2 separate regions of the Homo sapiens genome follow, and region 2 is linked to region 1. Evidence: chromatin loops called from intact Hi-C (ENCODE). Cell type or tissue: Caco-2. All regions are shown on one strand.

Region 1 (8,000 bases):
ACAATTTCAATTAAAATGTAAAATAAAAACAAAAAGTTTGTGGTTGAGAACATTAAAGCTCCCAAACCTGGCTACCTTTAAGAATCATCTGGGGATCTTTTAAAAGTATAGATCTCTGCCCAGTGCAGTGGCTCACACCTGTAATCCCAGCACTTTGGGAAGCCGAGGTGGGCAGATCACCTCAGGTCAGGAGATTGAGACTAGCCTGGCCAACATGGTGAAACCCTGTCTCTACTAAAAATACCAAAATTAGACAGAGCGAGACTCCGTCTCAAAGAAAAAAATATATATATATAAATATATATATCTCTCTATATATAGATATCTAGATATCTATATATAAATATAGATATCTATAGATCTATATATATAGATATCTATAGATCTATATATAGATATCTATATATAGATCTATAGATATCTATAGATCTATATATATATATATATAGAGAGAGAGAGAGAGATAGATAGATAGATAGATAGATAGATGATAGATAGATAGATAGATAGAATGATAGATGGATCCCAGGCTGGGTGTGGTGGCTCACGCCTGTAATCCCAGCACCTTGGGAGGCCAAGGCAGGCGGATTGCTTGAGCTCAGGAGTTCAAAACCTGCCTGAGCAACATGATAAAGCCCCATCTCCACAAAAAAAAAAAAAAAAAAAAATTAGCCGGGCGTGGTGGTACTCACCTGTAGTCCCAGCTACTCGGGACACTGAGATGAGAGGATCGCTTGAACCCGGGAGGCGGAGGTAGCAGTGAGGAGAGATTGCACGCCTGTAGTCCCAGCTACTCAGAAGGCTGAGTTGGGAGGACCCCTTCAGGCAGGCAGGCAGGCCAAGGCTGCAGTGAGCCGAGATCGTGCCACTGCACCCCAGCCTGGGCGGCAGAGCCAAATACTGTCCAAAAAAAAAAAAAAAAAAGCCGGCCTTCATGGCTCATGCCTGTAATCCCAGCACTATGGGAAGCCCAAGGCAGGCAGATTGCTTGAGCCAGGAGTTTGAGACCAGCCTGGGCAAAATGGCGAGACCTCGTCTCTACAAAATTTAGCTGGGCGTGGTAGCACACCCTTGCAGTCCCAGCTACTCAGAAGGCTGAGGCAGGAGGACCCCTGGAGCCCAGGAGGTCGAGACTGTAGTGAGCTGAGATTGTACCACTGCACTCCAGCTCTGGGCAACAGAGCAAGACCCTGTCTCAATAATTATAATAATAATAAGGCCGGGCTTGGTGGCTCCTGTAATCCCAGAACTTCGGGAGGCCAAGACGGGTGGATCTTAAGCTCAGGAGTTCAAGACCAGCCTGGGCAACATGGAGCAACCCCGTCTCTACTAAAAATACAAAAATGAGCCCTGCATGGTGGCATGTGTCTGTAATCCCAGCTACTCGGGAGGCTGAAGCACAAGAATCGCTCGAACCCGGGAGGCAGAGGTTGCAGTGAGCCGAGATTGTGGCACTGCACTCCAGCCTTGGTGACCAAGCAAGACTCTGTCAAAAAAAAAAAAAAAAAAAAGTGAACTTCCCAGGTGATTCTAATGTAGCCATCCTGGTGCAGATCCAAGGCCTGAAGTTTGGGTGGGGCTTAAGTGACACTGACTCAGGGTCAAGTCCCATTTCTGCCCCTTGCCAGCTGTGTAACCTTAGAAAACAATTCCATGTCTCCGAGAGCTATGAAAACAAGGCTGCCTCACAGGCTTGTGATGATGAATCAGTAGAAAATGACTATAAAGGTTTTAGCACAGTGCTTGGCATATAGTAAAGACTCATTCATCTAATATTGTTATTAATATATATAAGGAGGTTGGTCTAGAACTCTTCTCCCAGGCTGGAGTGCAGTGGAGCAATAATGGCTCACTGCAGTCTCAACCTACCCGGGCTCAGGTGATCCTCCCTGCGTAGCTGGGACTACAGATGCACGCTAGCATGCCCAGGGAATTTTTGTACTTTTTGTAGAGATAGTGTTTTGCCGTGTGGCCCAGGCTGGTCTTGAAATCCTGGCCTCAAGGGATCCGCCCACCCCGGCCTCTCAAAGTGCTGGGATTATAGGCATGGGCCACAGCACCTGGCCTTAGAACAGGGACCCCTAAAAATTCAGGGGAGGCTGGGCGCGGTGGCTCACGCCTGTAATCCCAGCACTTTGGGAGGCCGAGACGGGCGGATCACGAGGTCAGGAGATCAAGACCATCCTCGCTAACATGGTGAAACCTCGTCTCTACTAAAAATACAAAAAAATTAGCCGGGCGTGGTAGCAGGCACCTGTAGTCCCAGCTACTCGGGAGGCTGAGGCAGGAGAATGGCGTGAACCCGGGAGGTGGAGCTTGCATGAGCCAAGATCGCACCACTGCACTCCAGCCTGGGCGACAGAGCGAGACTCTGTCTCAAAAAAAAAAAAAAAAAAAAAAAATTCAGGGGATAGGCTGGGCACGGTGGCTCACGCCTGTAATCCCAGCACTTTAGGAGGCCGAAGCGGGTGGATCACCTGAGGTCAGAGGTTCCAAACCAGCTTGGCCAATGTGGCGAAACCCTGTCTCTACTAAAAATACAAAATTAGCCCTGTGTGGTGGCACATGCCCGTAATCCCAGCTACTTGGGAGGCTGAGGAAGGAGAATCGCTTGAACCTGGGAGGTGGAGGTTGCAGTGAGTTAAAATCGCACCATTGTCTGGCCTGGGCAACAAAAGCAAGACTCGTTCTAAAAAAGTAAATAAATAAATATTCAGGGGATAAATTAACTTAGATGGGAAAATATTACATCTTTGTTTTCACCAACCTCTAACTAAAATTTAGATTTCCTTCAACTACAAATGCAGAGAACAGATCACGATAGTGTTAGTGGTACCTGTGACTTTGTCCCCAATAGAAATCACAATTTTATGTCACATTACTGTTACTACAGGTATCTTTAAATATGTTTACAATTATCATTACTTTCAACTTGCCATGGTTATGAGAGTTGTTTCTATATATTGTTATTTATTACATTAATAACAAGCACTTCTATAACTATACCAGCTTCCATGTCTCACATTTTATTCTCCAGTAACACTGAACTGCTTTGTAATCCACACCCGGATATCAGCATACACACTGTTCTCAGCCCCAAGCCTCTGTTCACTAGTCTCTCTAGTCTCTCTACCTAGATTGTCCTTCTCTTCTGCCAGAGCTAACCCCTCCTCCACACCCAAGACATGCCACCCCCTATTCCCCCTACACACACCAGGCCTCCATTACCACTTAGTATTTGTACTGTTTTTGTCTGTCTGCAGCTCTGTTTCTGCAGCTAGACCATGAAGTCTTTGGGAGTTTGTCCTGTTTTGTTTACCTCTGAATCCCCACTTACACTATACCTGACACAGGACAAGCACACAGTGACTGTTGAATGAGTTCATCCAAGAAAGAGATGCCCCTTATACCCTCTTTCTGCTCCACCCAGAAAGCTACCAGCTCTGTCTGGAAGTGGGGGCCCCCCTCCGCTTTCTTAGTTTATGCAAAACGTTTTGCTGCTTGGAGTCTCTCCATCCAACGCAATATATGTCAGCAAAGCAAGGCTTCACAGAAGGGAGCCAAGGTGGCCCTGCCCAGTCAGCCTTCTCCTGAGGAGGTGTGCAATATGTCAATACAAGCTGGACTTGTATGCAAATACATACCAGCTCCTGAACTCTATCTCTGAACTATGTAGTTTTTTTATATCTCAATTATATTTACTCTTGATCAACCTGGATATAGTATGGAAAGCTGTACTGAATTATTAACAATACTGCTTGAGAGCAAGGACTACAACAAGGGAAATGTCAAGGGGACAGAATCTTGAGTTTAATGGTGCCAAATGCCAAGAAGGAAATACTTCTACCAGGGCCTCATCCCAAGGTTATGCACAAAGATAAAAGGACTCAGGCAAATATAGAAACAAAAGTCCCAGCAGTTCACAAAACACAACTTAAATAAACATTTATGGGTCTAATATATTTTGCTATAACGTTTAACATGAAATAATTATAAACAAGAGGAAAAAACATAAACACTGTAATTACAAAACAATTTAGTAGACTATAAGTCTACACAATGCAGATGAAATTTCATATTCTACTACCTCCTCTGGCTTTTACCCAAGAACATTTAAAAAAAAAAAAAGCGAAGAAGAAGAAAAAGGGAAATTAATACATCTAAAGGGTTTGCTTTTGAGAGGAGAAATAGAGACTCCTCAGCAGTCTGTTAGAACGAAAGGACCATACTCTCAGTTTTGCAGGTATGGTCAGTGACCCCCAGCACCTCTTTCACCTCTGACCTTGGGATCCTGTCAAGAGCGAGAAGTACGGCTTGTTTTTGGCTTTCCGGCTGCTACAGCATAGAGACCACAACCCCACCTCCATTTTCCCCAAGTTGCAGGGCACATATAGGACCCACAGGGCCTTGGGAATAAGAGTTACAATAGTTGGCCGCTCTTTGCTCTTAATCACAGGCCTGATGCTTGTGGTACCCGGAGGAAGTTTCAAATCTATGGAAGTCCAATCCGCAGGGACTCAGGCCAAGTGAAGCTCCACTAGAAAAAAGGGCGGCTCTGGCCCTAATTGGTGTTCCTGCCTATTAGCTGGAGCTCTCTTAGTGTAGGAGCGTGTTCCTGCCTATTAGCTTGGCCACAGAACTCTCTTAGTGTAGCAGCTCCGCCTCCTACACTTCTTCCCTGCTACTCTTGGAACCAACGCACTGTGGATTCCACCAGGAGGTACCTCTGGTGCCTCTCCGAGCTTCTGTGACGCAGGCAGAGAACGTTCAACGTCTTGGACACTAGATGGCAGTATATGCTGCTCTATTTCAAAGGCCAGACTTGTGAATGAAGGAGCCGATGCGGGGGTGGGGAGTACTGACTGAAATGTAAGTCAGTTTTACGTGAAAACTGAACGTCATGAAAAGTTTAGTTTTTTCAGACACTAATCGTTATTTAATCCTACACATTTAAAGTATTCCAAGTCTCTGAGTCCTGAGAAACCCTGGAAACCCACCACTTGCCCACCCAGAACATCCCTCCATCTTACAGAGCTGGGGCACGCCCCTCAGGCCTGTGAACATGCAATCGCTACATCTATTGAAAGGGTAACGACAGACGGAGATCAACTAAGGTGGCAGGTAAGGTTCAGAAAAGGAGAAGGACAACAAATTTGGAGAAATAGGAGAAGGTAAGTGAAGTGAGGAAAAAGAGGGGGTGCTGAAGTAAGAAATGAGGGGAAAATAAGGGAAATGGCGGGGGTAGGGGAGAGAAAAATGAGAGAAAAGAGGAAAGGGGAGAAAGGGGAAATGAGGAAATAGAGAAAAGGAGAAAAGAAATAAGGAAAGAAAGGTAAAAGAATGGAAATGGGGGAGAAAGTAGAGGAAATGGGTAAAGAAAAGAGAAAAAATAAGGGAAATAGTGGAATGAGTGGAAGCAGAAGAGCAGAGAGAAGGAAGGGGAGGACTGAGGAGAGACGGCGAAGGGGCAGAGGGAAACCGGGACAGAGACTGCCTCTGAGGGGTTCAGGGAAGAGAGGACACAGCGAGCTGGGGAAAGGAGGTGACGATATCGTTAAGTAAGCAGAAAGAGACAGAAACTGAGGAGAGTTTGAGCGTGCTTCTCTGAGTTTTGCTTACGGCATTTATTGGGTACTCCTAATGTGTGCCTGGCACTCTCTGACTCTCTGCAGAGGCAACCGCTCTCCTTGCACGCCCCCCCCCCAGAAAAAGGGGGGCTTTGGAGGGCGGCAGTTTAAGGCTACAACACTTGGGGCTCTCGAGGGCGTCGTCTCTTCTGTAGGGGGACCCATTCGAGGTGAGACTAGAGACATTTGCCCTCACGCCGAGCTCGAGCCCCGCGAGACCGGGCCACTGAGGGGGCACGGCAGCCCGGGTGGGCTGCGTGCGTATTTCTGGCGGAGGATGCGCCATGAGCGCTGAAAGAGCCTGAACCGAAGCGTCCGGCTCGCCGAGAGAGTGAGAGCCGGGCCGGCTCCCAGGAGCGCGGGCGAGGGTGCGAGCGGCAGCGTGGATGCCAGGGCACAAGGGTGCGGGCGGGGTGGGGCGAGGGGTGGAGGGACAGGATCCAGCCGCTCGGGGCCCCCGCCCGCCAGCCGGAGAAGTGGCGGAGGACCGTTCTCCGCCGTCCCCTCTAGGGTAATTTACATGCTGTCATATCCCAGTGCTGACTCCCGGGCGTGCAGACCGCTAACTAGCTCACTCGCTCTCAGCTCCTGCCACCGCTCAGCCGTCACAGCCCAGGGGAGCCCGAGAGCCTGAGAGCCTGCAAACCGGGGAGGGAGGGAGCAAAGGAGGGAGGGAGCAAGGGCGCGCCCTGGCTCTCCCTCTGCCCTGCTGCCCGCCCTTCCTGCCTCCACAGGTCCGCCCCAATCCCCGCTCACACTTGGGAAACTTGGGACTGCGCTGGGGCCGCGTGTGGCACCTCAGGGGGGCGGCCCCCGGCCTCAAGAGGAGGGGGAGGAGAAGGAGGAAGAGGAGGAAGTGAGCCCGAAGGATCCGCTCGGAGCTGTTTGTCCAGCTGTTTCTATTCGCACCCGGAGCAGTACAGCCAGAAGGGGGCCGAGCCGAAGGTGGCTGGCTTTAGGCGCTAATTTCCAACTCTTTTCCTCACAGCTTGTCTTTTCCAGGCACCCTGGAGTCCCCTCAGGCCAGCTCGGTGGGCGCGCACCTGCCAGCCGCCCCTGACCTCGCAGGCCAGGCGACCTCCGAGCCTGAGAAGATGGCCCAGTCCAAGCTCGATTGCCGCTCACCTGTCGGCCTCGACTGCTGCAACTGCTGCCTGGACCTGGCCCATCGGAGTGGGCTCCAGCGAGGCAGCAGCGGGGAGAACAACAACCCGGGCAGCCCTACAGTGAGCAACTTTCGGCAGCTGCAGGAAAAGCTGGTCTTTGAGAACCTCAATACCGACAAGCTCAACAGCATAATGCGGCAGGATTCGCTAGAGCCGGTGCTGCGGGACCCCTGCTACCTGATCAACGAGGGCATCTGCAACCGCAACATCGACCAGACCATGCTCTCCATCCTGCTCTTCTTCCACAGGTGGGTGGCTCGGCACACGGCGGCAACTCGGTCCTTGCTCCCACCAGCCTCTGCTGCACCCTCATCTCTGGCAAAAGGGGCAACTAGGAAGTTCAGGAGGGGTACTGGGGAGGTCTGACTCAGGCTACAGTGACTGGACCTTGAGGTTGCCTGGAGTACCGCGGAGCTGAGGGGAGGACTGGCAGGTGCAAGCCCTATTCTGAAAGCTGCCTGCAAAGGCTTTCTGATGGGGACGCTGGGGCCTAGAAGGTGGGCAGACCCCAGATGGTTTGGAGGTAGCTGAAAGTACCCGCTCCTCAAATGCATACATTTCCATAGCCCCTTTGGAGATTCTGCCATGGGGTCTTCTTGAGTTCCAAGTTCTACCCTTCTCAAAAGCCCATCTCAAATGTGCAAAATCAGATTGAAACTACAAGGGCTTTAAAATTACTGAGTGCCCCTGACTGACAGTGAGGGCAAGCAAAATGTCAAGACAAATTAAACTGCTGGTGGTAGGAGAGGGAGATGGGGAGGGGAAAATTTTTAAAAATCAGAGACTTGTGAGAATTTCTTGAGCCTCTGGATGGGAGGGATTCGCCTCCTCCATGGATCACAGCGTTAAATTTCAAATGTAAGCTAAGCGCAACCCCAGAGAGCACCCTAGGACATCTTGAGTGCCTCAAGAACTATGTGTGGCAGGAGGGCGGATGAATCCATGTCGTTGCAGGCGTGTATTGGTGTACCGGTCAAGCTTTCTAGAAATCCTGCTGGGGAGGCAAGGAGAGGACAAGGGAGGGAAAAAACACAATGGGAAGACCCAAGGCAGCTGCTGTCCTTCAGTTTGAGACACTCTGGCAAGAACCAGTCTCTGGGAACAACTGAGGCAATTTAGAGGCAGGGCAGACAACATCAGGAAACCCAGCCATGGATTTAGTGTCCTTAGCGCCATCAGGATAGGGCACCAACATGTGTGTGTGAGT
Region 2 (8,000 bases), 120 kb before region 1:
GAATTCCTCACTGGCTTCTCCGTCTCAGTGCTCTCCACTCTACACAGTAAATGCCAGCCTAGTTTATTCTCTGAAATCTTCTGCCCAAATAGATCTCCCTTTCACCAGAATATTGTGAAATTTTGGCATTAAAGTTCATTTGGGGAAGTTTTTATTTCAACAAACATTTATTGAGTGTCTCCCACATACCACAGTATATCCCACATGTATCCAGCATAGTGCTGGGTTTCCCTGAGTGGGATATAACGATGAAAATGACTCAGCTTCTGCCTTCAAGGCACTTACAGTCTAGTAGAGACTATGAGTGTGAATACAACTAATTATAATTTAAAGACCAGCAAAACAAGTAATATAATAGAATACAATTAAAGGTGTATGAGATCATAGGAAAGAGAAAATTTGGAAAAGGACAATCAGAGGATTAGATAAAGTTTCATGTAGCTGAGCTGGTCTTCAAGGATGAGCAAGACTTGGGCAGCTAGAAATGGAGCTTAAGGGGAGACAAGTTTAGGCAGAATGAATTACATGAATAGCATGAGCAAAAGCATAAGCAGAAAAATAGAAAACGTGCTTGGTTAAAGCAGATCAGCCTGACAGATGTAATGGAGGCAAACAAGGCTAGAAACAAGGGTTGGAGATATATTATGGAGAGCTGTGCTGTCATTTTGAGTCTCTGAAAGTACTTGGATAAAAATGTCAGGATCTTAGCATTATAGTAACACCTTAAGAATTGTTAATTGACATCTTAGTTGAGAGCAAGGTGAAGAGAGAAGGCAGACACAGTACATGAAGAACTGGGAGGGGGACACAACAAACTTCCCACTTCCCATTATTGCCCAGGACCACTCAGGTGATCACTATCCCACCTTCTGAGACTCCATAACAGAAAAAAGAGGCTGAGTTTGGCTTTATTTAATAAGCAGTCACTTTCTGTGCAAAGGAGATGAGAAGGAAAAGTGAGAGGTAAATTGGACATCTGATGAATTATCAAGAAATTATTATGAACAGCCTTGTCACCTTACTGAGCTGCAAAGAATTCATTACTTTCTTAAAATGATGCATTTAAGAAAACACAATGTTTATGAACAGACATAGCATTTGCTGTGGCAGCATCAAAGCTAAAGTGTTAACCCAGATCACACTTTAAGGATCCTTCTCCCTCTCTCCTCCCACCCTCACACTCTCTCACACGCACACACATACACACACATCACTACCACTAGCACTAGCATCATGATCACCACCAGCACTATAGCCCTGTTATATCAGGAAGTTTCAAATGTACAAAAGGAAGAGGAAGAAGAGACAATCTTCTTTTTTGTTTTCTAAAGGTAAACACTGCAACATTTCAAAGATGGTCCTTCCAGCTTTACGTAAGTATGACTAAATGAAGCAGGGATTTAAAAAAAATTGGTTATACCTGTTTCTTTAGATTTGAGGGAGGGTGGTCACTTAAAGGAGCAAGAAATAAATGAAATTATTAATAGAATTTTTAGTCACCTGTACTGGAGTAACTACAGTTTAGCAAGCAAAAAAAATACTGAGACATAGTTAAGGAATCTACAGCTTCAGTGTGTAATTTTTTTGGCCAGGGAAGGGGTGAGGGATTAGGAGAGTAGAGGTAGCTGGGAGATTGGCTGTTAAAGTTAGAAAAGTAGTGTGGATGGGGAGGTGGCAGCCAAGCCATTTCTAGAAGTATAACTATCGTAGTGAATTGGGCTCAGGGACTCATGCTACGTGAGGCCTTCAGATAGACAATGACTGACAGAAAAGTTTTCTATCTGCTTGTGGGAGGAGTACATAAGAGTTAATACTTTTATAGTGCTAACCACATGTTAGGCACTATTCTAATTGCTTCATGTATTTTCACTTGTTTACTTTTCCCATTAACCCCATAAGGTAGGTACTATTATTACCATTCCCATTCTATAGAAGAAACCGAGAAAACATAGAGGTTATGTAACTTGCCCAAGGTCATATAACTAGTAAATATCAGAGCCAGGATTTGCACCCAGGCAGTCTGGCTCATGTCTATGGTTTTAACCACTGTGTGTATGCGTGCGTGTGTGTGTGTGTGTGTGAGAGAGAGAGAGGCTGTGCTCACAAACATATACTTCTTTTTCCTTTAGAGTTGCCTCTCACGACAATCACAATCTCTAGAGTTAACCATTGCAAATATTTTGTGTATTTCCTTCCTGACTTTTGAAAAAAAATAGTACCTGTATAGAAATGCATAATACAACATATTTTAAAAGCATAGACAGTTCACACACATATATATACACACATATATTTTGTATGTACTTTACTCTATGTCTAACTAATAAAAATAATGGAGACAGAGCGTGAGGACAATCTGCTTCATATACATGCCTTAGGAATGGCATTATGCCATGTGGCCATTCTGTGTTGATTTTGGAGTCCTTTCTCCTCAGGGAACAGACAACCAAACCTTTATAGCCTTAGGCTTAGTTACTGTCTCCCCCATATTCTCTTTGTAAGCAAAGTAACTGTTTATTTTTTATTTTTTTAGACGGAGTCTTGCTCTGTTGTCCAGGCTGGAGTGCAGTGGCATGATCTCGGCTCAATTCAACCTCCACCTCCCAAGTTCAAGTGATTCTCCAGCCTCAGCCCCCAAACCCCCCCAACCCCGCCGAGTAGCTGGGACTATAGGCATGCGCCACCATTCCCGGCTAATTTTTGTATTTTTAGTAGAGATGGGTTTCATCATGTTGGCCAGGCTGGTCTCGAACACCTGACCTCAAGCGATCCATCCACCTTCGGCCTCCTAAAGTGCTAGGATTACAGGTGTAAGCCACCAAGTAACTGTTTGGAACATGGAAGAAAAAGGTGGGAGATATAACCTATGTTTTTCATCTGGTATTTTATGTACATAGCTATAAAATTTTTTGTGAAATGAGGCAGAAACCTCCTTTCTATCTCGTCAGAACCATGTAATTAGATCTTAAAAAGACTGAAGAAATAATCGATTCCTACTCCATCACTTAAGAGACAGAAATATGGGGCCTAGAGAGGGGAGAGGCTTATCCAGCATCACATTGCTACTAAATGACAGGGCAAGGCTTGAGCCAGATCTTCTGAGTCCTATCCAGTGTTCTTTCCAATCTACTGCTTGTTTTGTAAAGCATGGCACTTGCTTATAAATCCCTCTGAAGAAATAAAACTCTCTAGCTCTCATCCTTGTGTATTTACCCTAGAAATATGAACATTTATGTCCACACAAAAACCTTACACGAATGGTCATAACAGCTTTGTTTCTATTAGCAAAAAACTGGAAACAACTGAAATGCTCTTCACCGTGGGCACATATAAACAAATTGTAGAATATTCACATAGTAGAATACTACTTAGTAATAAAAAATAAAAAACTATTGATGTACACAACAAATTCAGTGGCTCTCAGGGCCATTATGATGAGTGACATAGCAAATCACAGTATTTTACATACTATATGATTCCATTTACATAACATTCTAGAAATGAGAAAATTATAGTAATGATGAACATATCAGTGGTTGCTGGGGGACAGATGTGCCTATAAAGAAGTAGCACAAATGAGTTTTGGGGGGATGATAAAACAATAATGTCCTAATTACAGTGGTGATTACAAGAATCTATAAATGTGATAAGATTAATAGAACTATCCACCCCCCCCCCAAAAAAAGTTGAGTGCATGCAAAAGCTGGTAAAAATCAAATGAGGTCTATAGTTTGCTCAATAGAATTATTGTACCAATGACAGTTTCCTAGTTCTGATAGTTGTGTGGTTATGTAAGATGTTAACATTAGAGAAGGTTAGTTAAATGTATGTGGGAACTCTCTGTATTATTTTAGCAACTTTTATGTAAGATTAAACTTATTTTTAAAAAGAAAAAAGAAAGAAAACTCTCTAGAAGTCCCATAATGTTTTAGGCAGGCCTGGTCAACCAACATTTCTGTAGTTTTCTGAAGTTCTAATATATCTTCAGGCCTTTGCTCAACTGGCGTTCTCTCTCTCTCTCTCTCTTTCACACACACACACACACACACACACACACACACACACTCACCCCACTCTGTAACCTAGTTTATTTTTATCCGTAATACTTATAATCCCTAATAAAAATATGTTTGTTTATTGTGTGTCTCCTCCCATTAGAATGTAAGCTCCTTAAGTTTAAGCACTTTTTGTTCACTGTATCCCTAACACCTAGAATAGTGCTTGTCACACAGTAAATGCTCAGTAAATATTTGTTGAATGAATGAATGTGTGTAGGCATTGAAATAAAGGTATTATGAAAAAAGGTATTGTATACTATGTTACATTTCTTTATTACATGAGACAAATTTCTCTTTCATTTTATTTTTGCACACTCAAAATAGTTTTATCTGTTGTGTCATTTAAATATTGTTTTCTGAATTATGAAAGATTTGGAGAGACGTTGGAATAACAACACCTCTAGGAGACCTAGGAGATTCTAGGAGACCACATATTCTGAAATATTTCCTTTCCCTGTGTTAAAATAAATAAAAAGTTGCCTTTCCTAGGTGCTTTACTCACCTGGGCTTTACTCACCCTTATGATGCATAAAAGATTGTACTTACAACATCTGGCCACCAGATGGCAATGTTTATCCAAATATCCTTTCTCGGTACCTATTCGTGTACCAAGCCATGTGCTGGGTATAAAAAAAAAAAGGATAGGACACCATACTCGGCCTGAGAGCTTAGTCTGGTGGGGAGACAAATCGGTATATAGAAGTGCTATGATGAAAGTATGCACAGGTTACCCTGAAGACACAGAGGAGGAACACCTGAACCAGATGAGGGAGGCAGGGAATGAGGCTTAGAGCATGGGTGATGGCTTCTTAAAGGAGGTGAAGGCTGAGCTGAGCAGTACTCCTACAGATGGAAAATCGAAGGAGTGTAAGTTCTGTGAAGACAGGTGCGACGTCCACCATTATGTTGCCAGTGCCTGGCCCAATGCAGAAATGCGCTTAAATATTTTTGGAATGAATGAACAGCATATAAAGTACAGATGGCAAAAGGACATCATTAGATGTGCTAGTACTTTATATTATTTTCAACTTTCAGAATAACTCTTCAAAGTACATACTATCATCCTATTTTTTAGATGAATAAAATGAGGTTCAGTGTACGCAGCTTATAAAACAGAGCCAGACAGACTCAAGTCTATCACTTTTCTTTCCACTTACTGTCTCCCAGTGAGCATATTACTATTAATAAGTCAACTCATATTCTGCTTAAAAGGACTTGGAAAAGTGCTTCACAATATTGACATTCCTCCAAAAACAAGATAAAATATATCTACTTAATCGTTCCTTTTTAAAAGTTTTAAATTGACTTGTTTATTTTCATGTTAAAAATAGAATCAACTAAAAAGTTAACATAATGGTATATTCTCAAATCAGCTACCCGATTTCTTTAAGTAATAATGAGACATATACATGCCTTTTCAAGACAGGTTAAAGAATCAAATAGCAGACTGTTAACCTGAGATATTAACAAAATAAAAACATTCTAGTAATATTTCAGCTAATAAGCAAAATTCATAGTTTCATAGTCTAGCAGTAAAAAGAAGCACTGACAAAGACTGTGTTTTTTACACGAAGTGAGAAGATCTGTGTAATACTACATTATAGGATCAAAAGGACATTAACTGTTTTACTGTTTTATAATGTTTATGGGAGATATTTCAATAATAGCACTGTTTTTCAGAAAGCCGTAAGAACATGAAAGATTATAGACAGACATCACTCTTACCATGGAGGATACACCCAATTCTTGAAGCAGTCAACACTCATTTATGTGGATACATTACAGGTCATTTCATATTACCATTGAACAAATTTTACTGTTATTATGTGCTAGGCATTTTAGTAAGCACTTAGCAATACACGAGATAGATAAGGCCTCTGCCATCATCTCGTGAATCTTATAATGAGCAGGGAAGCAGATACTGAGCAGTTACCTGTTTGAGGAGTGCTACAAAAGAGGTTTATCACGTAAAAAGGATAATCTTTGGGTGCTTATAAGATGGGGATTTAACCAACAGTTGTCAAGTGGGGAGCTTAGATGGTCAAGGAAGGCTTCCTAAGGATGTGATATTTTTAAGGAATGAATGAGAGTTAGCTAGAGGAAGGGGAGATTCACAGCAGAGAAGACGAAGACAGCAAAAAGGTCTGGGAGACCATGCTAGAGAGGTAGGTAGGGGCCAGATCATAATGGGTTTTAAAGGCAGTGGGGGAACCATTAAAGGGTTTGTGGTAGGGAGTGACATGACAGGTTTTGCATTTTACAAGTTCATTTCCACAGCAATGTGGAAAATGGATAGGAGGGGAACAGGATGGGCCAGAGAGACCAGTTAGAAACTGCAGTTTCCAAAATGATTGTGGCATGGCCATGGCTGCTACCTTCAGGAAGCTTCTAGTCCAACCAAGGAAACAGCCTGTAACCAAGAAATTCCTTCATGGAAGAGCAAGCAGTCTAATAGAGGTTTGCACAGGCTGTTCCACCCAAGTTCATGTGACTAGTGGGTGACAGAGCCAGCAGCAGAACCCAGGTTTCCTGATTTCTAGTCTAGGGCTTTTTCCAAGGCCATCCTTTTCACTGCCTTCACAACCAAGGAATTATGGAAAGGGAGGAGAACAAAGCAAGCCAGTGAATGTTTCCGCCTTCTTAAGTCTCAGATCAGATTGTGGGGAGCATTTAGCCACTCTCTGTACTCAAGTCTGACATAAGCACTCCTCCCAAGACATTTGTTTCTGAGGGATGGATTCACCATCGTGATACTCCCTGTATATATACAGAGCAAGGAATTTCTACTGGGAGGGCCAGGGAAATTTGAACTCTCATAGCTAAGGTCGAAAAGGGCATTGTTATGAGAAAGAGGTCATTCTTTCTGAGACAGGGAACTCTGGATGACAAAAGGGAAAAAATCTGATTCCAGGCAGACAGAAAACAGTCTGATTCCAGCCCAACAGAAGAAGCAAGGGCCCAAGTAGAAGAGTGAAAATAGCTGAAGAAGAGCCTATGTTGCTTCTAAGCTGAGGGAGTAGAGAAATAGGAAGTACCAGGAAAGAGCCTGAAAGACAAGGACCAGAGGAATTCTGTTTGTAAGCATCAGAGGGAAGGGAAGCCTCAGAATAATAACCAACGCTGAACTCTGTGACTGGGCAACAAAGAGGTCTTGAGAACATATTTCCAGAGGTCTCAACTACCTTGTGAGTCAAGAAATAAACAAAGGGGTTTCTACGGGGAAAACCCCAAGGGGGTCAGAGGCCCTGATTAGGATGGGCTGGGCGCAGTGGTTCACACCTGTAATCCCAGCACTTTGGGAGGCTAAGGCGGGCAGATCACTTGAGGTCTGTTTTAGGCTCAGCCTGACCAACATGGTGAAACCCTATCTTTATTAAAAATACAAAAAATAGCCAGGCATGGTGGCGCATGCCTGTAATCTCAGCTACTCGGGAGTCTGAGGCAGGAGAATCACTTGAACCTGAGAGGCGGAGGTTGCAATGAGCTGAGATTGCGCCACTGCATTCCAGCCTGGGTGACAAGGTGAGACTCTTTCTCAAAAAAAAAAAAAAAAAAAGGTATAAAACAAACAGGAGGATGGAGCCAAGATGGCCGAATAGGAACAGCTCCAGTCTACAGCTCCCAGCGTGTGTGACGCAGAAGACGGGTGATTTCTGCATTTCCAACTGAGGTACTGGGTTCATCTCACTGGGGAGTCTCAGAAAGAGGGTGCAGGACAGTGGGTGCAGCGCACCGAGCGTGAGCCGAAGCAGGGTGAGGCATCGCCTCACCCAGGAAGCTCAAGGGGTCAGGGAATTCCCTTTCCTAGTCAAAGAAACGGGTGAGAGACAGCACCTGGAAAACTGGGTCACTCCCACCCTAACACTGTGCTTTTCCAATGGTCTTAGCAAACGGCACACCAGATTATATCCTGCGCCTGGCTCAGAGGGACCTAATCCCACA

What was found. A loop is a pair of places that touch in the nucleus more often than their neighbours do. Peaks named below come from ENCODE experiments on the same cell type or tissue, not always from the same donor. Only the 100,000 strongest peaks of a DNase experiment are listed, where the experiment ranks them.
Region 2: a loop joins it to region 1, with 7 times the contacts of the local background. A loop is called at or near these places in 32 of 110 quality-filtered maps.

The regions. Positions count from the first base shown.
Region 1 is chrX:107,774,141-107,782,140 of GRCh38, reverse strand. TSC22D3 (TSC22 domain family member 3) reads left to right here and starts at 6,354. Exons shown (of 3, transcript NM_198057.3): 1 at 6,354-7,041. The coding sequence starts at 6,722. It overlaps NCBP2L (nuclear cap binding protein subunit 2 like), which reads right to left and starts at 4,408. Exons shown (of 2, transcript NM_001348372.2): 1 at 4,283-4,408. RefSeq lists silencers at 6,015-6,074, 6,048-6,342 and enhancers at 6,105-6,154, 6,431-7,007, 7,008-7,585. In Caco-2, a CTCF peak has its summit at 4,782 (motif pointing right); DNase peaks (open chromatin) are centred at 4,780 and 6,230; H3K4me3 peaks cover 933 bases.
Region 2 is chrX:107,890,894-107,898,893 of GRCh38, reverse strand. All of the region lies in intron 3 of MID2 (midline 2), which reads right to left. It overlaps LOC101928335 (a long non-coding RNA gene), which reads left to right. Exons shown (of 4, transcript NR_110395.1): 4 at 2,534-4,297. Among named protein-coding and RNA genes, the nearest start is that of MID2, 69 kb to the right of the region's middle. RefSeq lists an enhancer at 4,677-4,726. In Caco-2, a CTCF peak has its summit at 4,602 (motif pointing right); no DNase peak of the experiment used is centred here.